2 separate regions of the Homo sapiens genome follow, and region 1 is linked to region 2. Evidence: read pairs that join two places in POLR2A ChIA-PET (ENCODE). Cell type or tissue: Panc1. All regions are shown on one strand. Each heading gives the region's core, and the rest is flanking DNA. Links, peaks and the distances in the headings are about the cores only. Region 1 holds the start of LOC105372711 (a long non-coding RNA gene). Region 2 overlaps CRMA (cardiomyocyte maturation associated lncRNA).

Region 1 (9,959 bases), core at 2,677-7,676, 58 kb after region 2:
CCAGGGCCCATGTTCTTGGATCTGTCCCCGCAGCCCCCAGGAGCGTGGAAGGCCCTGGGCTAAGCAGAGAGTACCCGCTTCCTCCAGATCGCAGCCTGGACAGGCCGAGCATCCTGGCCCTGAGCTCTGCAGCCCACACTGGGATCCCCTCCCGCAGTCCACACTGTAAAGTGGGGGACAGATGACCTGTGGACTCTGACACTGTTAGTTCTCCATCTACCCTTGCTCCCCCTCCCTGGCACTCAGTCTCCCCAGCAGTAGCAAGTGAGTTGGAATGGGTGGGTCTGGAATGGGTGGATGGTCCCAGAGTGGCCCAGGCGGCCCCCCTGGGGAGGGAGCTCTGCCCAGCGCAGGCTGCAGAGAAGGGAATGACGTTGGGGCAGGGACTCCAGGGAGCACGGCTGGGACACTGAGCCTATCACCCTGACTTTATGGCTGGATGAGCAGTGAGTCACTGCCTGTTATAGGCTGTGTCATGCACCACCTCCCTGGGGCGGCCCCTTGCCCTCCTGCCCCAACCCTTGGGGCACCCAACTTTCAAGGCTAGCACCCCCATCTGCAGTGGGGACGTTGCTAAAGGTTAGGGTAGTGTGTGCTGGGGGTCGCCCTCTCCCTGGCTGTCAAGGGCCCAGGCTCAAAGTCCAGAGGTGCCTGCCTGCTGCGCCAGGCTTCTGTCTCAGAAGTGCTAGGCTGGCAGGAGGGGCCCGGAGCCCACTGGCCACGCTGGGCCAAGCCCAGGCTCAGGTACAGAAGGCCCAGATGAAGCCCGAGGGCCGAGCCACTTCAGGACAGTGAGAGGTGCAGGGCGCGCTCAGTCAGGATAATAAAGTGCCTCAGGCACAGGTGAGTGTCTTCACCCCTCCAGTGGCCAAACATTTTAAACAGAAACTTCAGGTGTGGAGGGGGAGGAGCCAGGCCTGCCAGGGCACGGCTGAGATGTTCTTCACTTCTGGAAGGGGATCTGCAGCATTTGTTAAACGACATGTCTGTAACTGTCCCCCACACGCCCCCTTCGGGGAACTTATAAAGGCCACTCACTGCACCCATTTAAGTGGGCTGGGGAAACTGGACACACCAGCACGTCCATCTCCAGGGACTGGCCAAAGCCCCTCACACCCCACCACAAAACATCCTGCAGCTGTCAAGGGAGGGAGAGCAGACCCCCAGCCTTCTGGGGGCTTGTGGGGAAAAGGTGGGTGTGGGAGAGGCAAAGGATCATTGCTTTTCTTTTAGAAACTGTATTATCTAAATGGTTACTGTCAGTGTGCATTACTCTTTCAAAAAGAAAGTCCAAAAGGAAATCCTATGGAGGGCTTTGCTTTGGCAAAAAGAAAAAGGAATTGGTTCTTCTTGCCTTAGCACCCACCATCTTCCAGATAAATCCCCAACTCCTCTGGCACCCCCGACCCCCAGATGTCCTTCCCCATCTTCAGTCACGCCAGTTCCAACCACTCACTCATAGCAGTCACTCTCTATGGGCCTCAGGACCCTTCTTACCACCCCAACCTGTTCCCTCTGCCCTGAAAACCCTTTCCTCTCATTTCATTCAGCAAACTCCTACTCATACCTCAAAGCCCTGCCCAAATGCCTTCTCCTCTGTAAGGCCAACAGACACATTTCCATGGTGGGTAAGCTCCAGGCTGGGGCAGGCTGACGTGGGGGGCCTCTAGGTTCTTCCTTATGGAGCTTGAATTCTTTGGTTTCAGCTATAAAACAGGGCATGATGGAGGGAGCTGTCTTCATGAGCTCTAAGTGGTTGACAAGGAGGAGGATGATGATGATGATGATGACAATGATGCCATCATTGTAAGGACCACAAGCCAGACCAGGGTGAGCTCTTCCCACCTCCCAGCTCCCTGCGAGGCTGGGCTCATCAACCCACTTCTTGGATGAGAACTCTGGGCACATGGGGTGCTCACTTGCTCCAGACACAAAATGAAGGAAGGGCTGGAACTTGCACCAGGAGGGCCTCCTGCCAAGCCTGAGTCTATGTGCCCAGAAACCTGTGTGGAGGACCTGGTCTCAAACTCCTGCTGAGCCTGAGTGTATGTGCACAGATGCCTGTGTGGAGGACCCGGTCTCAAACTCATTTCCTAATGTGGAGGACCGGGTCTCAAACTCATTTCCTAAGGTGAAGGACCGGGTCTCAAACTCATTTCCTACTGATTCCCAGGGCTTCCTGGTCAACTGGTCTGTGGCCACAGGGCCAGTGCAGCTCAGGGCCACAGCTGGGAGGTGGGCAGTGGAGGATGGCTCCCACTCACCCGTGCCCCAGGTGAGAGGTTCCTGCCCAGAGGGGCCTCTTCAACCACCGGCACCCCTTGCCCTGTTGGAAGAGAAAGAGCAAGAGGAAGGGGGTATTCACTCCACCTCCCTCTCCCTCCACCCCCAGCCCCAACGGCCTGCAGGGGCCAGGGAGGGGGTAGGGAGGGCGGACTGGGCAAAGCCCTGGTGTTCTCCAGCCAAGGCCAGGGGATTAGGCGGCCAGATAAGGCCTCTGGCTGGAGCAGGGTGCTTATCAGACCTCGGGCAAAACCAACAAAGGAAAATGCGGCAGCAGGGGTGGGTGAACGCCCCATCTACCCTCCCCCGGTGCAGCCCTCTGTAGCCTTCTGTCCTCTCCTCGTCCCCGGGTGGGGACCAGCCCTGACTTCAAGGCTAATCTCCAGGGAAAATGTTCACCTCCTTGAATCAGGTGCAAATGCTGCCAGCTGCGTGACTTATCAGCCCCCCAAGTAAAGAAAGTGTGAACAGCCTGGGGGGAGACACCAGGAGATCTGTGGAGGCCGGGGAGCCCCCGATCTGCCTGGTGAACAGGCTCCGCCTCACCCAGAAAAGGAACCCGCGCAGGGAGAGCCCCACTCCTCCCTCCCCGCGGCTCTGAGACCCCAAGTCAGCTCACAAAGATCCCGTCCCTCCCCCAGCTCTCAGTGGGGAGGGGGCAACAGATGGGGCGGCGGGGAGCGCAGAGCCACAGTCAGACCTGTCCCATGGCTTAGTCCAGCGCCGCTGAAAGATGTCTGTCCGGAGGAACACTCCTCCTCGCAGAGCCACGGTCAGCGCCTCAGAGAACGTAAAGTATCCGAGCTCTCGCTCCCAGCCCCAGGCAGTGCTCCTGAGCCCACGAAAGATGGAGGGCAGACAGGCCTCCCAGAGAGACCCTTCCTAAGCCTAGTTCTGTTTATTTCCCGCTTGGGTTTTTAACTCCACAGCCCTTTTCCAGGAATGCCTGTGAGGCCCCACCAGTCTTGCTTTGAGAATCCTGCCCCACGGATTCCATTCATCCAGGCCTTTAAGGGTGAAAGAGGGACCTCCGAGGTCTGTCCCCAAGAAGACAGAGATAAATGTATCCCCTCACATCCCGATGGCTCTCTAAGCCATCTCCAAACCTCCCAAGCACCAAAGCTATGGAGAACTTCCCCCACCAAGGGAGGGGCTGCCCTTCCGCCACAGGCCGTTGGAGAGCACACATAGAGGCCCGCGTTCCAACCCAGGCAGCCACCGTCAAAGGCTGTGCAGTTTACACATTGCATCCACAGCACAGACATGGGCACACACAGCGTTGCCCTCTGCAGCGGGAGTTGGGCACACACAGGGACCTGTGGCACAGGGGCCACCCCCAGCTGTGAGCTCTGTGCTTAAGCATGAGCAAGCCTACTGCTTCTGAGCGCCTCGGGACAGTCCCACGACACAGGCGTTAGCCCCTCTTAGGATGGAGAAACCGAGGTGCAGAAAGGCAAAGTCCTGCTCCAGTCACAGGGTGACCAGTAATGAGTGTCCAGTTCCGAGTCCAGGCCAAGCGACCTTCCTGAGAAGGATGGCCTCCCCCTGGGGGGGTGGGTCTTTGAATGAAATATCTGAACCAGGGGATGGGCCACAAAGAGGCCCAGCAGGGACCGGGTGAGATGACAGGGAGTGGGGGGCGTCTACGGCAACTGAGAGCACTGCCTGTTCCGAGGGAAGAGCCCCCAATGCGTAGAAACAAGCCCACTGTGGTCACAGTTGGCTGTCAATTTTTTTCAAGAAAAAATGAATCTGGGCTTTTACATGAATTGTTCCAATTTTAAAAAACATGGTGGGGTAACCGCAGCCACAGGTTTGCAGCGCTGACCTCAGACAGGAAGGGATCCCTAGCCAGGGCGCCCATGGTGCTGGAGGTGCCAGGGGCCAGGTGGGGGTCTCTGCCTCCGCCCAGGGAGCCCCTGACAGTCTCTGGGAACTCCCTGGCCCTTTCTGCATCGCCTTGTACCTCGGCGAGACTCCAGGGTTTCCCTGTGTGCCTCTCCACACCTGCCATCGCGCCCTGGAAGGCTCCAGAGGGCAGCCACGTCCACTCGCTCACTCTCGTGTGCCCCTGTCTGGCCCATGGCAGATGCCATCACAAACTTGGAGAAGGAGTCAAGGACAGAACACGTTTGCTCTTCCTCGGCTGTGCCCAGCTCCAGCCTGCTCTGACTGGGAGACGGTGCCCCCCGGAATGAGCCCTCCCTATGTGCTGGGCACGCTTCGGAGCCCCTCACTCCCGGGTTGGCTGGAGTGGGCCACAGCTACAGAGCAGTCCCCTGGCTGGGTGGGTCGACCTTGGGCCCTGAGGGCTTCTTTCTGCAACAACAAGAGGGGAGGGGCTGCAGGGGCTGAGGCCGGTCTGCGGCTGCCTCTGGCGCCTCCCTGTCAGCGTGCTGGGCGGGTTCTTCAGCCTACAAGATGTCAGGAGCCCCTTATCTCCCCTCCAGAGGAAGCCAAGCCAGGGCAGGGGATCCAGGGCTCGGACGCCAGCCCATGTCTGCAGGAGGAGACAGGAGACGCTGGTTTCCCTCGGAACGACCCATCTGGAGACAAGTTCCAGCTGCAGCAGCTGTGGCTGCTCGGGAAATTCTTTGTACATGAGGAATGGGCTTGGCCATCTCCAATCAGGCACTTGGAGGCAGGCGCAGCCTGGGACGGGTAGATTCAGGGTGGAGCAGGGCGGCTATTGTGGGGGTCAGCCTGGGAAGGCGTCCACAAACCTGCCAGCCCTGCCCTCCTGACGAGGGGACAGCCCAGCCAGCCTGGGAACTGCCCAGTGATCTCAGCGGCCCTGGGCCCCTGAGCTGGCTCTTGGCAGGGGTGTGGCCAGGGCTGCTGCCTCTCCCGGGCTGCTGCCTCTCTCCAGGACAGCGGCAGCCGTGGACTTTCTTACTGCCCTGCTGGTGCAGGGCTGGGGACTTTTCCAAGAGTGACCATGGTGGCTCCCCCTTGCTGCCCTGCAGCGCCAGCCAGTGCTCCCTGGGTGCATTTCTCATTTCCTCACGTCAACCCCACCACAGATTGGGAAACTGAGGCTCAGAAATGGCAGGACCTGACAAAGGCAACCCTGCCCACAAGCAACAGGGCAGGTCCTGATCCCAGGAACAGAGTCACATTCCAGCAGGGTCTGGCCGCCCACCAGAGCAGCCCCGAGAGGCCGCCCCTGGACTGTACTCGAAGCACCTGGCAGGCCTGGGGCCCTTACCCTTGAGATGCAACCATCGTCCCCGGAGATGGACAGCACCGCCCTCCTCCAGGGTCACAGACCTAGGCACAGAGCACGGAGTGGCTCCCCCAGGGTCCCAGAGCCCAAGAGGCAGGGCTGGGCTTGACCCCAGGTGGCCCCCAAGGGTCCCGCACATCTCACAGCCACTCCAAGGTGACACCCCACTGCCTGCTCAAAACTGCTCTGTGCAGCCCCCAAGCAATGGATGGCACCTGCAGGCAGGTATCCTGTGGTGTTGGGGGCAGCAGCTTCAGGCCGGGTCTCCAGCCACCCTCTCCAGAGGACCTGGGGGTCCTGCTGCCTGCAAAGTGCCCTGGAACACAAAGGCCCTGCTTGGTCCATCTGCCTCCACCTGCCCAGACCCTGGGCCTTCGGGACATCGCTCAGGACCGCTCTGGCCCCTCAGCATCAAGGTGTCAGTAGGCCTGGCCCCAGCTCCTGATCACTGGGAATGCCTGCCCTTTGCTCCACTCAACCAGGCCTCCACCTGCCATGGAGAAGTTTCCGTAAGGCCAGACCCGCCCACAGGTGGAGCGTTAGACATTCTTTTGCCCTCCGGGACCCTCACTGGGCACTGAGTCAGGGACTCAGAAGATGCAGGAAGGGCTCTCGTGGCCCATCTGGAGGTCAGTGCCCCAGCTGGCTGCCCACCTACGTGACCAGGCCACTCCAGGCTACTCACCCTCCCACCCTGAGCCTGACGAGGGTGAGGAGTGACGGCCAGACTGGGGCACGGGAACAGGCAGCAACGCGGCTGCTCCCACCGAGCACGGCAGCCATCGTCGCGTGGAAAAACAGCACCTTCCAGGCCTCTGTGAGCACACGTGCCCATGGGCGTACACGTAGAGGCATGTGTGCGAGTGTGTGGGTGCATCTGGATGTACACACGTAAGTACACACAGGTTTGTCATGAGCACTGGGTGGGTGCATAGGAATGTGTGTAGGTGTGCATGTGCACATGTATGTGCATTAAGTGTGGGGGCACAGAGGTATGCATGCATGTGAGCACGGGCCTGCATGTGTGCACATATATGAGCATATGCATGTGTGTGCACAGGTGTATGTGTGTGGCTGCACACAGGTGTGCATGTACAAGCTCAGCCCTTGCTATCCCCACTCCTTCGTTGCTGAAGGAGAGTGGCTTTCCCTCTTTGCTCAGGCCCAGCCAATGTGTGTCTGTTGCAGATCCTCAGAGCTTGGAGCCATGGCTGGCTCTAAGGTGCCTCTGCGTTCTCACTCCCTCAGACAGGTTTTTGCATAATCCGCAGGGCAGCTTCAGCCAGACCCTAGAAAAACGTTATTTCCCTTTTCAGATTATCTCTTTGAATCATCCATGAAATATTTCAGTCTCTATTATCAATGAGCTTTGTTCATGGTGGAAAATACAGAAATGCAAAAAAAGTTAAAGGATGAAAATAAAAGGCTTGCATCGTCCCAGCCCCTCAACTATCCTTTTTTTCTCTATACTTTTGGATGCTTTCCGAAGCCTTTTAACTCCCCTGGATTCACATCTCAGGTCCCCTCCCGCCCGCAGAGTGGGGCTGACTCTTTGACACTCACCAAAAGCTGAACATTGGGCAGACATAACTGGAATGTGACAAACTCTGCTCCTGGCCAGGAAACCCCACTGTCCTACTCAGAGGCGGACAGACGGCTGCAGGGCTCCTGGGCAGGAAGCGGCAATGCAGCCCACAGGCAGGCTGGGCACTCCCAGCTCCTCCACGCTGCTCCTCTGTGGACAGCCCAGCGCAGGACAGGTCCCCTTGACAGGGCTCCAAGACTGTCAGTGGCAGACGTCTCCAGGAAGACAGGAGAGAAAGAGGAACATGGGGTCAGGAGGCTGCGGGCTCCCCAGGCTCCTCTATGCGGGGGTTAGGAGCAGAGAAGGAATGAAGGAGCGGGCAGGCCAGAGGAGGGAGGGAGGGGAGGAGTGGAGAGATGTTGTTAAAGACGAGAGCAAAAGAGAAAGCAAAGGCGAGAATGCAGGGGGTGGGGGGTCCCAGGCACCAGCAAAGCCCTCCCCCAGCTGCCTGGGCCAGGCTATGAGCCTCCAGCCACCCGCTGGCTCTAAGAGTCTCGAGAGTAAATCCCGCCCCCACATCCTAAGGAGGTGGCGTTGCTGAGGTGGTGGCCGGGCTCCCGCAGACGGGGCCACAGTCTAGTCGTGCCCAGCCCAGCCCAGCTGACACCTCCCCCGGTCCCCGCATCTAGACCTGAAAGTGAGTTGAGTGCAGGCCCCATCATAAACGGCCACCCCACCGCACAGGGCCAAGGTCATCACCAGCCCTGTTTGCATCCCCAGGTAAGTCTGTCATGTGGGAGACCGAGGGTGCCGAGGGGGTGTGACAATGGGTGTCGCCAACTGCAGGGACACCAAAGCAGCTCACTAAGATGCCCTGCAGGCCCCTTGGCTTGCAGCCCTAACAGCCCAAACCTGCTTCCCCTCCCTGCCCCACGGAGGGCACGCCTGCGGTGGGTGGGGTTATCCCAGCACATGGCAGGACGTTTGAGAACGCTGCAGTCACGGGGACCTTGAGTGCAATGACCTCCTCCCCGAAAACAAACTCGCTTTGAGCTCCTCCCAGAAGACCCCCTGAGCAGTCCTCGGGGATCTGGCGGCGAGTGCCTGCCCTGCCGAATGCGGAGCCCGCGTTGCGAGGGGCTTTGAAAACAGATTCGGTTACACAGGCGATGTGGCCGAGAGCTGTTTTCCTTTCCCGCTCCCTTTTCTTGGCAGCCAGTTTGGGCCCGGCCGGCCGGGTCACCTACAGTGCAGGCTGTTTCCAAGGCCCAGCATCTTCCGTTGGCAGGACCTGGCTGCCACCTCTAACACGAAGCCTGCACAGAGGTCGGAGATGGTGCTGGTGGATGCGGGGTGCTGAGCTCTGTCCCCACCCCACAGACCCTCTGAGGGCTGCAGGCGCCTTAGACAAAAGGAACACCCACAGAGCAGGCGCCAGAAGGAGCTGACAGGAGGCTGCGGGGCCCACAGAGCAGCACTCAAGAGGCACGCAGCTGGGTTCAAATGCCAACTCCGCCCCTGCCCAGCTGTGGCCCGGGGACAGGTCACTTCTGTCCTGGCCTTGGCTTCTTCACCATGAAACGACACGGGAATCACCCACCTCACAGGACAGCTGTGAGCTTTCAAATGTCAGCTTGCTGGGCTGAGCCAGGCGCACAGGATGCTCCAGAAATGCCCAGACTGGAGTCAGGCAGAGGGGGGACACTGCCAACCTGTCCTTGCCCCTGGAGACTGACCCAGAGTGGCAACAGCCAAAGGGGCGGTGAGCCTGGCCTGCCCTTGGGCTATTGAGCTCAAAGGTTCCGCAGAAGGGGACACACACTGTGTCCAAAATGAATTCTTATACCCGTATGGTGCCCCCAGGCTCCCCAACCCCACCCAGTTGGGACCACCCCCAAGGCACCCACCTCCCGGGCCCCCCTCACCATTGATGAGCTCTGCAGTCCTTGGCCTTCGGGCGAATGGAGCCCCCTGTGTAGGAGAAGCCCTGGAATGCTACCCTGTGGGTCCCAAGGGGTGGCGAGGTCCTGAGGGTGCTGTGGGCCCAGTGGGCTCAGCTGATGCCCCGGGCCCCACAGCCCTGCCAGGGTGGAGACTGGGGGGAGGGGCAGTGCTGAAGGTGGGGAGAGGGCCATGAACTGGCTTTTCTCCCACTCTGGGGGCCCGGGGCATGCGGTTTACCTGAAATAACCAAGGAGAAAACAGACCTCCGCCCTGCGCTGACTGCCCTGCACTGACCACCCTGCTGGAAGCAGGCCTGCCCCTCCCTCTAACCTCCTGCCCGTCAGACCACAGGGAGCAGCACAAGGCCTCCCCCTTCCAGGCCCCAGCACAGCCCCCAGGCCTCCTTCCCTGCCCTGGGGTCTCTGGGGCCTTTCCCCACAACTTCTCATGGCCTCCCCACTTGCAGGGAGGGACAAGAGCCAAGGAACCCCAGGACTGGGATTGATAGGGGTCATCCCAGCCCCCTCCTCAGGCAACTCTGACAGCCCCCTTCTCAGAGGCACCCTCCCCCTGGCTGGACAGAGGGTGGCCTCGCCGGAGCTCAAAGCCTCAAGTGGGACCATCCCCGGTGCCCACATGTGGAGCATCCAGCACCTGCAGGCAGCGTACAAGGCGAGGACCCACCTGCCAGGGCTGCTCCTCAAGGGGGCCCTGCCCAGGACTGCTTCTGGGAAGGGCCCTCCCTGGGGCCGTTCCTGGGCAGAGAACAAGGCCCCTGGGGGAGGCCATGTACCCAGGACTCCACCCACAGGGGCCGTGTCTGAGGCGTCTCCTGGGAGCTGGTCCTTATCCTCCTGAACAATGAGACTGTTTTCTTTCCCTTGATAAGTATGTCTGAGTTAAGGGTTCCCAAGCTGGGGGCGGGCAGGATGGGGGTTATGTGGGCACTGCTAGGAAAATGACAGCAGGAAACGAAACCCA
Region 2 (9,959 bases), core at 2,814-7,813:
GGTTGAGGGGGGCAGGCCAGGCCTGCAGCTGGGGTCAGGGGCATAGACAGCCACAATGGGGGAGGTGGGGAGCAGTCTGCAGGCCTGGGCAGGCGGCTCTGTAAAGGATGCGGGTGCTTTGTGGTGGTGAGAGAGAGGGTATGCAGCAGACGTGGCCATAAATCACCCTCCTCACGGCAGCCCCACACCCACGGACCAGGGCACGGGCACAGGGCCATCTCCTTCCAGGAGAAGGGCTGGTGTGGGTGGCCAGATCTGACAGCCCCCAGGCCGTAGGACAGAGCCAGAAGACAGAGCAGTTCCCCCGTTTACCCATAGCACCAGCCTCACAGTAACAGCCGGCACACAGCACTTAGGCTGCCTGGTGTTCCAGAAGCTTCTGCAGGGGCTCTATGCTGCACTCAAGGCATCCCTAAGAGGAGAGCATTTTGCTGTCCCCACTTTACGGAGAAGGAACGTGGGCTCAGGGTGGGTGCCTCACTCTCCCAAGGTCCCATACCAAGCACTGATCGGAGCTGGGTGTGTTCTGGCCCCCACCATGTCCACGGCTGTCCTCGCCAGGGCAGTAAAGTCAGAGCCCATAGCCCTCGCCCCTGACGGCCCAGGGCCGTGCTGCCCGTGGCCCACTCCACCATGATTTGAAAGGGAGACCGCAGTGGGTAGGAGAGACGGGAGGGAGGGGAGAGGGGAGAGAAGGGGGAGACGGGGTAGAGGGGGCAGAAGGGGAAGAGAGGGGAGAAGGGCCTAGGCCCCCGAGACTTTCCCCTTGGTGTCTGCAGGTGGTTTAAGGCGTGAATGAATGAAGGAGCAAGCAGTAAGCCCCGACAGCAAGGCCACCACAGCCCTCGCCCCACAGGGACGCCTGAGCAAGGACCCAAGCAGGGGACAAGCAGGCTCACCCCGCCCTTGCGGGGCTGACCACGAGGCCCCGTCCGGTGGAACACGCCATGACGGTGAGTGCTCTGCCCTGTCTCACACGGCTCCCACTGGCCACGGTGGCTGCCAAGCTCTCAGAAACGGGGCTGGTGCCCCTGCAGACCTGGATTTTTTAGTCAGTGCAGCTTTGATTTGTTTCAGCTTCAGGAGGCTCATGTAGCTGGCGCCGTATGGGACAGCGGGGGAGAGAGAAAATGCACAGCCCAGGGAATGTGGAGACAGGCCCAGCGCCAGGCATGGGGGCCGGAAGGAGCAGCCGGGGAGCAGGGGGCAGGGCCTGGAGTCCCGCCTTGCAGGTCAGAGGTCAGAGGTCAGGGAAGGCCTGGGTGGGGGTGAATGAACAGGCCCCCCAGTGATGTCAGAGGGGCAGGCGGGGAAGGGTCCCGGAAGAGCACCCCGGGGAGTGTGTACAGGAAGGCAGGAGCCCGGAGGCGGGAAGGGGGGCCTGGTGTGTCCAGCGGGCAGCAGGAGGCCAGCATGGCTGCCACTGGGGCAGTGGCAGTGGATGGGTGGCCTGGGGCTGGGCTTCGGGCAGGGTCAGACCACGTCAGGCCTTGTAGGCCAGTGCCAGGGCTGCAGGTGTCCTGCTGAGGGGCACAGGCCTGGGCAGGCTGGCACGGCTATAGCAGGGTCCTTATGGCTTATCTGCTGAGGGTGAGGGTGGAGGGCAGAGGCTGGAGCATCAGGGGCCCTGCCCAGCTGCGGTGCCCTGGGGAGGGCTGCCCAGCTCTGGCTGTGCCTTGAAAGTTTGCCCGAAAGATTCACTGTTGGAGCAGATGTGGTCACAAGAGCAAGGGGGGATGTCAGATGGCCTGGGCCCTGAGGAACAGAGTGCATCCCTAGGAGGGGGACGGCCCGTCACCAGGGAGCCTTCTGAGACCATTTTGTAGGTGGGGAAACTGAGGCTCAGGAGGAAAAGCCAGTTGCCCAGCACGCGAAGACCCAGAGCCTATCTTCCTGCCCCTACATCCTTGTCTGTCCCCAGATCTGAACCTGCCCCAGCCCCAGGACTCTGAGTGCAGCAAGAGGGGAGCCGGGCTGGAGAGTGGGGAGCACGGAGACTGTGGCCTGGATGGTGCCAGAGCAAACAGGAGAGAGGCTGCCCAACGCAGAGGCTGCAGCACAGACCAGAGGGTCCCGGGGCTGACTGGGTGGGGGCAGCTCCCAGCGAGAGGCCCCTGGGATTTGGGTAAGTAGAGGCACATGCAGACTCTGGCCACAGGGCACCTCGCGCACGAGGGGAGTTCACCACACAAGCTGAGCGGAGGGCGGACGCAGGAGAGCAGCGGTTTCTCGGAAGCCAAGGGCGGTCATGGAGCCCCACGCCACAGCGCTTCCCACGGGGCCACACCATCCGGTCTGCGGAGGGGGCTGCATTGCCGGGAAGGACCATCTGATTCTGGATTCCAGCCTCACCCTGGGCCACCGCTGAGTGTCCCAAGTGGCCCCTTAGCCCCCAGGGCCAGGCGGCATCCCAATCCCCTAGGGATGTCTGTGCTCAGAATGTGGCACACACGCCCCGGCAGGGCCATCCTCCTCCTCCTGCACCCGCCACAGCCGTGGATTCGGGGTCTCTATCGTGGGCAGAAATTCACACAGTCAAGGTGAGGGTCCCAGGAGCAGCTGTGACCAGGCCCCGGCTGCCAGGGAGAGGGGGTCTTCAGCCGACGGGGCAGACACCCTGAGATGGACCCTTGTCCAGGGGAGGGCCCTGCCACCCACAATTCCTTGGCATTCCTGCACCAGCAGGACGGGCTGAGGGAGGCGCCTCACCAGTGCCAGCGCCCAGCATCACTGTGCCCCGGTGGAGGGGGAGGCCCTTCCGAGCCTGGGCCTGGGTGTGGATGAGGGCAGGTCTCTCACCTCTCTGACCTCAGCTTCCTCAACTGGGAAGGGGGGCCACAGCACCCCCTTAGGGGTGATGAGGAAGTGGGAGCTCAGGGAGGACCCCGGGCAGGGCTGCCTCCTCACCTCTCTTCGGCCTTTGGACACTGGAGCTCAGAGGACCAAGTGAATGAATGAATGACTCGATCAATCAACTGATCCATGAATCCATGGACCCCTGAACAGCTGGACAGCTGGGCTGTGGGCAGGACAGGGGACTCTGGCTGAAGCCGCGTTCATATGTGTTCAGCTTTGTGAGTGGGGCGAGGTTGAGGGCTTATTCAGTGGGGGAGGTGCACGGCAGGGCCAGTACCCTTGGAGGGTCAGGCCACAGGGGCGGGGACACCTGCCAGGATGCCCAACCCCAGAGGCAGTGGGAGCTGTTGGGGAGCCGTGGTCCCAGTCAGCGGTGGCTTGATGAGGGCTGCTCCCACTTCATCCGCAGGATTCCAGCCGCAGCTACCCCACACCCGAGCTGTCCCTAGTCGCCCACCGCGGCCGGACAAAGCCCCAGCAGCCAAGGTGCTCCGTGGGGAGGGTTTCTTGGGTTTCTTGAAGCCAGTATTTCCCATAGTATCTTACGTCCCAGCAGAGGCCTCCACTGTGCCCGGACCAGCGGCCCACTCAGTGAGTCGAGTGTGCACCTGGCACCCCTCTTTCTGGAAATCCACGAACAATGGGCTCCCAGCAGAGGACTGAGGCTGAGCAGGCCACTTCCCTGGAGCTGACCCCACAGCTGTGTAGGTACAGGGTGGCCGTGAACACTTAGGGCTCTCTCGGGCTGTGCGCTTCTTGTTCACTGCAAGGAGCAGGGTGTTGGCTCCTGACCAAGCCCTGTCACTGCTGCCCAGCCACACGTGGGGCCCCTTCACCCACCCCTGACCACCTCATGCAGGTGAAGCCACTGTGGAAACAGCCTGGCAGTCCCTTGAAAAATGAAGTCATAAACCCCAGCAATTGCACTCCTGGGCCTCTGACAGAGCTTGCACGTCCCCTCCAAAGCTCGTGTTAAGCTGTGAGCCCCAGTGCCGGAGGTGGGGCCTGGTGTGTTTGGGTTCTGGGGGTGGATCCCTCATGGCTGGGTGCCATGAACCCACTCACCACAGTGAGTTCTCACGAGATCTGGTTGTTGAGAAGTGTGTCATACCTCCCCCACAACTCTCTGTCTTTTGTTCCGGCTCTGGCAATGTAACAAGCCTGCTCCTCCTTCGCCTTCTGCCATGACTGTAAGCTTTCTGAGGGCTGACCAGAAGCCCAGCAGATGCCAGCACCATGCTTCCTATACAGCCTGCAGAACCGTGAGCCAGCTAAACCTCTCCTCATAAATCACCGAGCCCCAGGTTTATCTTTACAGCAATGCAAGACCTGACTAATACAGCACCAGCTCCCCAAAATAAAAAGAAATATTCAAACAAATAAGCGCACAGAAGTGTTCCCAGCAGCACTATTCACAGCAGCCAAAAGGCGGAGGAGCCACAGGCTTGTCAGCTGATGACAGATAAAGAAAGCATGGCCTGTCATCCCAGCACTTTGGGAGGCCGAGGTGGGTGGATCACCTGAGGTTGGGAGTTCAAGACCAGCCTGGCCAACATGGTGAAACCCAGTCTCTACTAAAAATATAAAAATTAGCTGGGTGTGATGATGAGCGCCTGTAGTCCCAGCTACTTGGAAGGCTGAGGAACAAGAATCGCTTGAACCCGGGAGGCAGAGGTCGCAGTGAACCGAGATCATGCCATTGCTCTCCAGCCTGGGTAACAGAGTGAGACTCTGTCTCTAAATAAATGAATAAATAAATGAAGTGCGGCATATCCATGTGAGGGAATAGCATTCAGCCCTAAAAAGGGATGACACGGGGACACGAGCGGTAACACGAAGTGCCTGAAAACCCTGCTCGGCGGGAGAAGCAGACACAGAGACCGCCGGTTGCAGGATTCCGCTGATAGGAGATGCACAGAGCGGGCAGCTCCATGGAGACAGAAAGCAGATTCCGCGGTGCGGGGGCGGGGAGAGGAACGGGAGTGACTGCTTAATGGGCTCCAGAGCTCCTCGGTGGGGGATGAAAGTGTCTGGGAAGTAGACAGAGGTGGCGGCTGCACAGTGTGGCAAATGTGCTACATGCCACCGAACCACACTTGTTAAAGTGGTCATTGTATGTCGTGTGAATTTCACCTCTGTTTAAAAAAAAAAAAAAAAAAAAGCCCAGCTCAGAGTCCAGCCCCAAACCTCTCTCAGTGACCTCTGCCCTGGGACACAGGGCCACCCAGACCGTGAGCTTGGGGCCCTTCAGGCTGCCCACTGAGGAGGGGCAGCTACTGCTGAGGTCTGACCTTGCCTCTCCTGATGCCCCAGCCACAGTTGGGAGAGAGGCAGGGTGGGGGGTGGCTGCCCTCCTGGCCAAGGACACTGTCCCGGGGCCAGTCACAGGTTTGCCAGGGAGGGCCGTAAGACAACTCAGCATTAGCACTGCCCAAGCCAGTCTGCTGCTGTCATATTCCCTGTGTGGGGACACAGTAATGCCCACTCCCCCTAAGGATGTACACGTCCCAGTCCAAGAACCCGTGGCCGTGCCACCTTATGTGGCAGCAGGGACTCTGCAGGAGGGACGGAGCAGGATCACACTGGATGCTCTCTGTGGGCCCAGTGTCCTCACAGGGTCCTTAGGAGAGGGGGTGGGAGGGTCAGAGTCAGGGGGAGCCTGGAAGACATAGCACAGATGGCTTTAAAGGAGGGGCCACGGGTGAAGGCGCGGGAACCTCCAGACCCCGGAGAGGGCAGGACCCGGATTCTCCCCAGGGCCTCCAGCAGCCAGCCCTTTCAACACATGGACTTTAGATTTATTTCACTTTTGGGACTGCAAGAGAATAAACTGTGACTTTTGTTACAGCAGCCATGGGAGACTCATGACCTCGCCCCTCCTTCACACATCTTTCCAGGAGACCCTCCCAGCCCAGACGAGCGTCGAGGGGGGACAAGCAGGGCTCCCCCGGGAGACTCCCTGTCACTGGCATGGAGGATGGGCCTCCTCAGAGCCTTTAAGAGGTCCCCGTGGACTCGTCCGAGCTCCCAGCAGGAGACGTAGCCTACAGTGGTCTGCCATCGTCCCCTCTGCCTGCCCCACACCCCAGCACACAGCTCACACAAACATGAGGTATCCTGGGAAGCTCCCAGGAGGCTGTGCACACCTGTGTGCCCCACAGACCAGAGCTGTGTGTGAAGTGCCCGTGGGCATCCAGCATGTCCCGCAACACTACAAAAAGGAACGGGACCTCACCGTCCTCCTGCACCGTGCCTGGGAGGCCGCCTCCTGCCCAACCTCAGGGTACACAGGTGCACACGGAGCCAAACAAATACACACGCACTACCTGAGGGGCAGTGGGCAAAGCCTCTCTGACAGCTCATAAAGTTCTATTTCATTGCCATGATGTTAGGGGAGAGCAATTTGCTTCCAGCCACAGACATCCCACTCAGAATGGTGACAGCTTTGCTGTCGCAGACTCCAACACTCCTTGAGGCCCACGTGGCACTGCTTGGAGCCTCCAGCACGGGTCACTCAGAGGCTCTGGGTCAGCGCAGGGCGGCCTCCGGTACAACTGCACCATCCTTGAGTCCAGCCAACCCAGAACCCCCCGGGATGTGGGGAGGACCCCAAGGGGCAGGGGACATACAACAGGGCCCTGGGGGCCCAGGCTGACCTCTGATCTCTCCATGTCCCCGCCCCAGGACGCCGAAGACTTGCTCCTCCCGCTCCGTCCCTCTGCTCGATGCCCCAGCTCAGTGTGGGTGTGTGCGTCGGGTGGGGGCGATAAGTGTTTCTGTGGGTCTGCCTGCTTCTCCTCTGTAGAGGACTCACACTGACCCATCCTAGAAGCAAATAGAAGTCATTTCGAGCCGGCAGAAGTGGGCAGCCTGGGCTCCTCTGAGCTGCCCGCCCCAGCCCCTTGGAGCTGCAACTTTGCTCATCTTTGCAGGGGGTGAGTGGAAGAGCAGGGTCAGGGTTGGGGAGCAGTGCTGGGGCTGAGGGAGGAGCCCCCCTCCATGGACATACCCATGGTGAGGACCCTCCCCAGTCCAGCACTGCTGGACAATCAGGAATGGTGCCCAGCCCCCAGCCACTCAGGGCCAGTCCTGCAGGGGACAAGGACCACAGGCAGGGAAGGGAGCTAGCAGGTCCCTCACCCCAGCGAGTTCACCAGCTCTTGCAGAGTATTTTTCTGGGTTGAGACAGATTTCCATTTCCAGGGAGAAAGAAGGGCCTGATCCTAGCCACCCACTTCTGTTCCCTGTGTCCTAGGCCACAGCGATGCTGCCAGCAAAGCCCCAAGGCTCAGAGGGGACCTCATCTCTGCAGATTTCACCAGCATCTCTTGCAGCTGCCTATAGCTCCAGAACCAAACGACGCCTGGTCCCACTCTGGGCACCTATTCCCTGCCCCTCTCCCAGGGACTGCACAGAAGGAGGTGGCTGGGGGAGAGCTCAGAGCTTCTGCTCTCCAGGGTGGACAGCAGGGGTCCTGGGCTGTCCTGTCCAAGACACCCAGATGGACGCCCACACTGGGTCTTGCCTCCTCATCATCCACCCCACCCGAAGCTTGTAACAGCTCCCAGCAGAGAAGGCCCAATGGCAGCGGCCGAATTCTCAGCTCCCGGCAGAGGAGGCCCGATGGCAGAGGCTGAATTCTCAGCTCCCAGCAGAGGAGGCCCAATGGCACTGGCCAAATTCTCAGATTCTCATTTTGCCCTTAGCCTTGGCCTCCCACCTCCTCCCAAGGGCCCTATTTCTAAGAACATCCCCAGCCCCTGATGCCCTTGGTCATGGCATTAGCCTATGATCTGCTAAGGGTTAGAGGGTTCCTTCTGGGTCTCCACCCTGCACCCGGAGCCCAGCCCTGAGCCCAGGGATGAAGGGAACAGCTTTAATCTCCTGTGCACATCCTCTGGGAGCCGAGGAGTGTTGATCCGGCAAGATCTCAGCCACAATTAGCCGGTTCCCTCATCCCTGCCCTATAAATATTCATTCTGGGATTGTTATAAAGGTGCTTTTTATAAAAAACGCCAAACTCATTTGGAAAGGAGCTGAACGCTGCGCAGTGCAGGCTGCCAAGCTGAGTCCTATTGCGGATGGGACGCCAAGATGGCTTTTTCTCGTGGGCCCAAGCAGGTGCTCTCTGGGGTTTTGTTTCATTTGGGCCGGGGACTTTTTGGTTCCCTGCGTGTAGCATTTACAAATATGGCAGCAGGCTCAGGGTACCCGTAGGGGGCGGTGTCCTCCTCCTCGGGGGTGCAGGCCACAATGGCCCCCTGGAGCTGGCAGCCCCAGGCAGGGTGTGACAATGGCCCATGGGAACGTGCCTCGGGCTGCTCACTGTGAAGCACCCCTTACCCCGAGGGCCCTGGGCTCCCAGCACCTTGGTCCGGAGTCATCCTGGTGCCAGCCTCCACCAGCCCTGCTGAGAATCAGGTGATCGAGACCCCTGGGCGGTCAGTGGATCTGGGACTGAGCTGGATGTCATCTGGTCCAGTAGCCCTCCTGTCACTGAAGCTGGATGCTTCGGTTAAATGCTTATGCAGGTGGGGAGCTCACTACCCCAGAGCAGCTGTAGGAGGATTCAGTGTACCCAGGCGTACCCAGGCGGTGTACCCAGGAATCTGCATTTTCACAAGCTTTGGTGGGGGGTGGTTCCCATTGCTACTGCTTTCGGAGATTCTGAGATGGTGGCCACAAAGCCACTTGACAGATTAAAACATGTGCCACACATGGGGGAGGTTGCCGTTCTGGCCCCCAGACCTGGCTCAAATGGTCAATTCTGGAAGAACCGTCTCCTACCCTCCTCCTCCTCCAGCCCTCGCTCCTGGGGCACAGCAGGAACGAGACCCCTCAGGCAGTTTCCTGATGTGAACCCCATTCCTGGGCCCAAGGAGGCTTTGGGCTCCATGGCAGATGCAGCCCTCACCCCACCTGGGAGCCCCAGAAGCCCTTGGCACAGTGCAGCACCCCCCACCCAGGGGCCCAGCGAGGTGCGGCTGCCTCTCTGCACAGCTCGCCTCGTGTCCCAACGCTGCAGGCGCCTCCTGGCTCTGCTGAGCCAGGCTCCAGCCAGCTCCGGGACGGGATGTTCAGAAGGCAAGGAAGCTGCTGTTCCTGCCTTATGATCTAACCCCCACATTCTGCAGCTGACGGGTGCCCACCACAGGCTGCAGATAGTAGGGAGGCTTGGGTGACCCTTTCTCCCCTCCAGGGTCAGGGCCCTGTGGGCCGAGTTTCCCTCCAGAAGAGGCCTGGTGGCTGGGATATGGGGGTGCTGCCCTGAGCAGGGAGGCCTCCGGCAGCTGCGTTTGGCTGCAGCTCAAGCCGGCCAGGGTTTCTTTGCTCACAGTTACTTGGCTGCAGCTCCCCACCTTCCCCTACCCCCCGGCACCCCCATGTGCCCCTGCCCTGGCTGAATTGCTAATCATCCCAAGAAACAAACTCTCAGGGGCCACACTCTGGTCCCTGGAGGACACGTGGCCTCCTGACAGCACCAACCTCCGTCCCAGCTTTGCTTTTGCCAGGAACCTCCCTCCCCGAAGGGCGCCCGCTGAACAGATGGAGCCGTCTGCCCTGACAAATGGCTCCTGCTCCTCGTAAAACTCCCGAGGAAGTCAAATTTGAGCTCTTCAAACCTTGGAGGGCTGCCTTGAATTTATGATGGGACCTGATAAATGATTGAATTGGAGTCTTCAGGTAGCTTAACTGAGACAGCCGGCCTCTCACGGCACTCGTCCCGTGGATCCGGGGCCTCAACGACCGGGGGCAAGGCTGCCACCAGAAATGCTCCCGCCAGGCACGTGGGCTGGGCATGGCTGCCTGGAGCGGGGCAGGGATGGGGGCTGGGCATGGCTGCCCAGAGCGGGGCAGGGGTGGGGGCTGGGCATGGCTGCCCGGAGCGGGGCAGGGGTGGGGGCTGGGCATGGCTGCCTGGAGCAGGGCAGGGGTGGGGGCTGGGCCTGGGCAGGGCTCATGGGCAAAGCTTCTGTCCCCTCAGCCCGGCATCTCAGGCATTTGCTGAGGGGGCGTCCATCTCAGGGGCCTCCCGGCTCTCCCTGTAGAGCGAGAGGCTCAGAGTCTCCCGACTTCCTTTGGAAGCCAAAGCCTGCGGAGGC

Evidence for each region. ChIA-PET counts read pairs that join two places held together with the same protein. Peaks named below come from ENCODE experiments on the same cell type or tissue, not always from the same donor. Only the 100,000 strongest peaks of a DNase experiment are listed, where the experiment ranks them.
Region 1: POLR2A ChIA-PET joins it to region 2 with 9 read pairs; 2 of 35 experiments call an interaction of 5 or more read pairs at or near these places.

The regions. Positions count from the first base shown.
Region 1 is chr20:62,480,270-62,490,228 of GRCh38, reverse strand. It overlaps LOC105372711 (a long non-coding RNA gene), which reads right to left and starts at 9,777. Exons shown (of 4, transcript XR_007067706.1): 1 at 8,960-9,777; 2 at 7,073-7,309; 3 at 2,265-4,783; 4 at 1-1,748. RefSeq lists enhancers at 3,943-4,823, 4,824-5,705. In Panc1, for the core only: no CTCF peak of the experiment used is centred there; no DNase peak of the experiment used is centred there; H3K27ac peaks cover 4,183 bases.
Region 2 is chr20:62,538,821-62,548,779 of GRCh38, reverse strand. It overlaps CRMA (cardiomyocyte maturation associated lncRNA), which reads left to right. Exons shown (of 7, transcript NR_033263.1): 2 at 319-468; 3 at 780-953; 4 at 1,078-1,232; 5 at 1,922-3,074; 6 at 3,413-3,560; 7 at 4,017-5,710. Among named protein-coding and RNA genes, the nearest start is that of MIR1-1HG, 6.7 kb to the left of the region's middle. In Panc1, for the core only: no CTCF peak of the experiment used is centred there; no DNase peak of the experiment used is centred there; H3K27ac peaks cover 1,353 bases.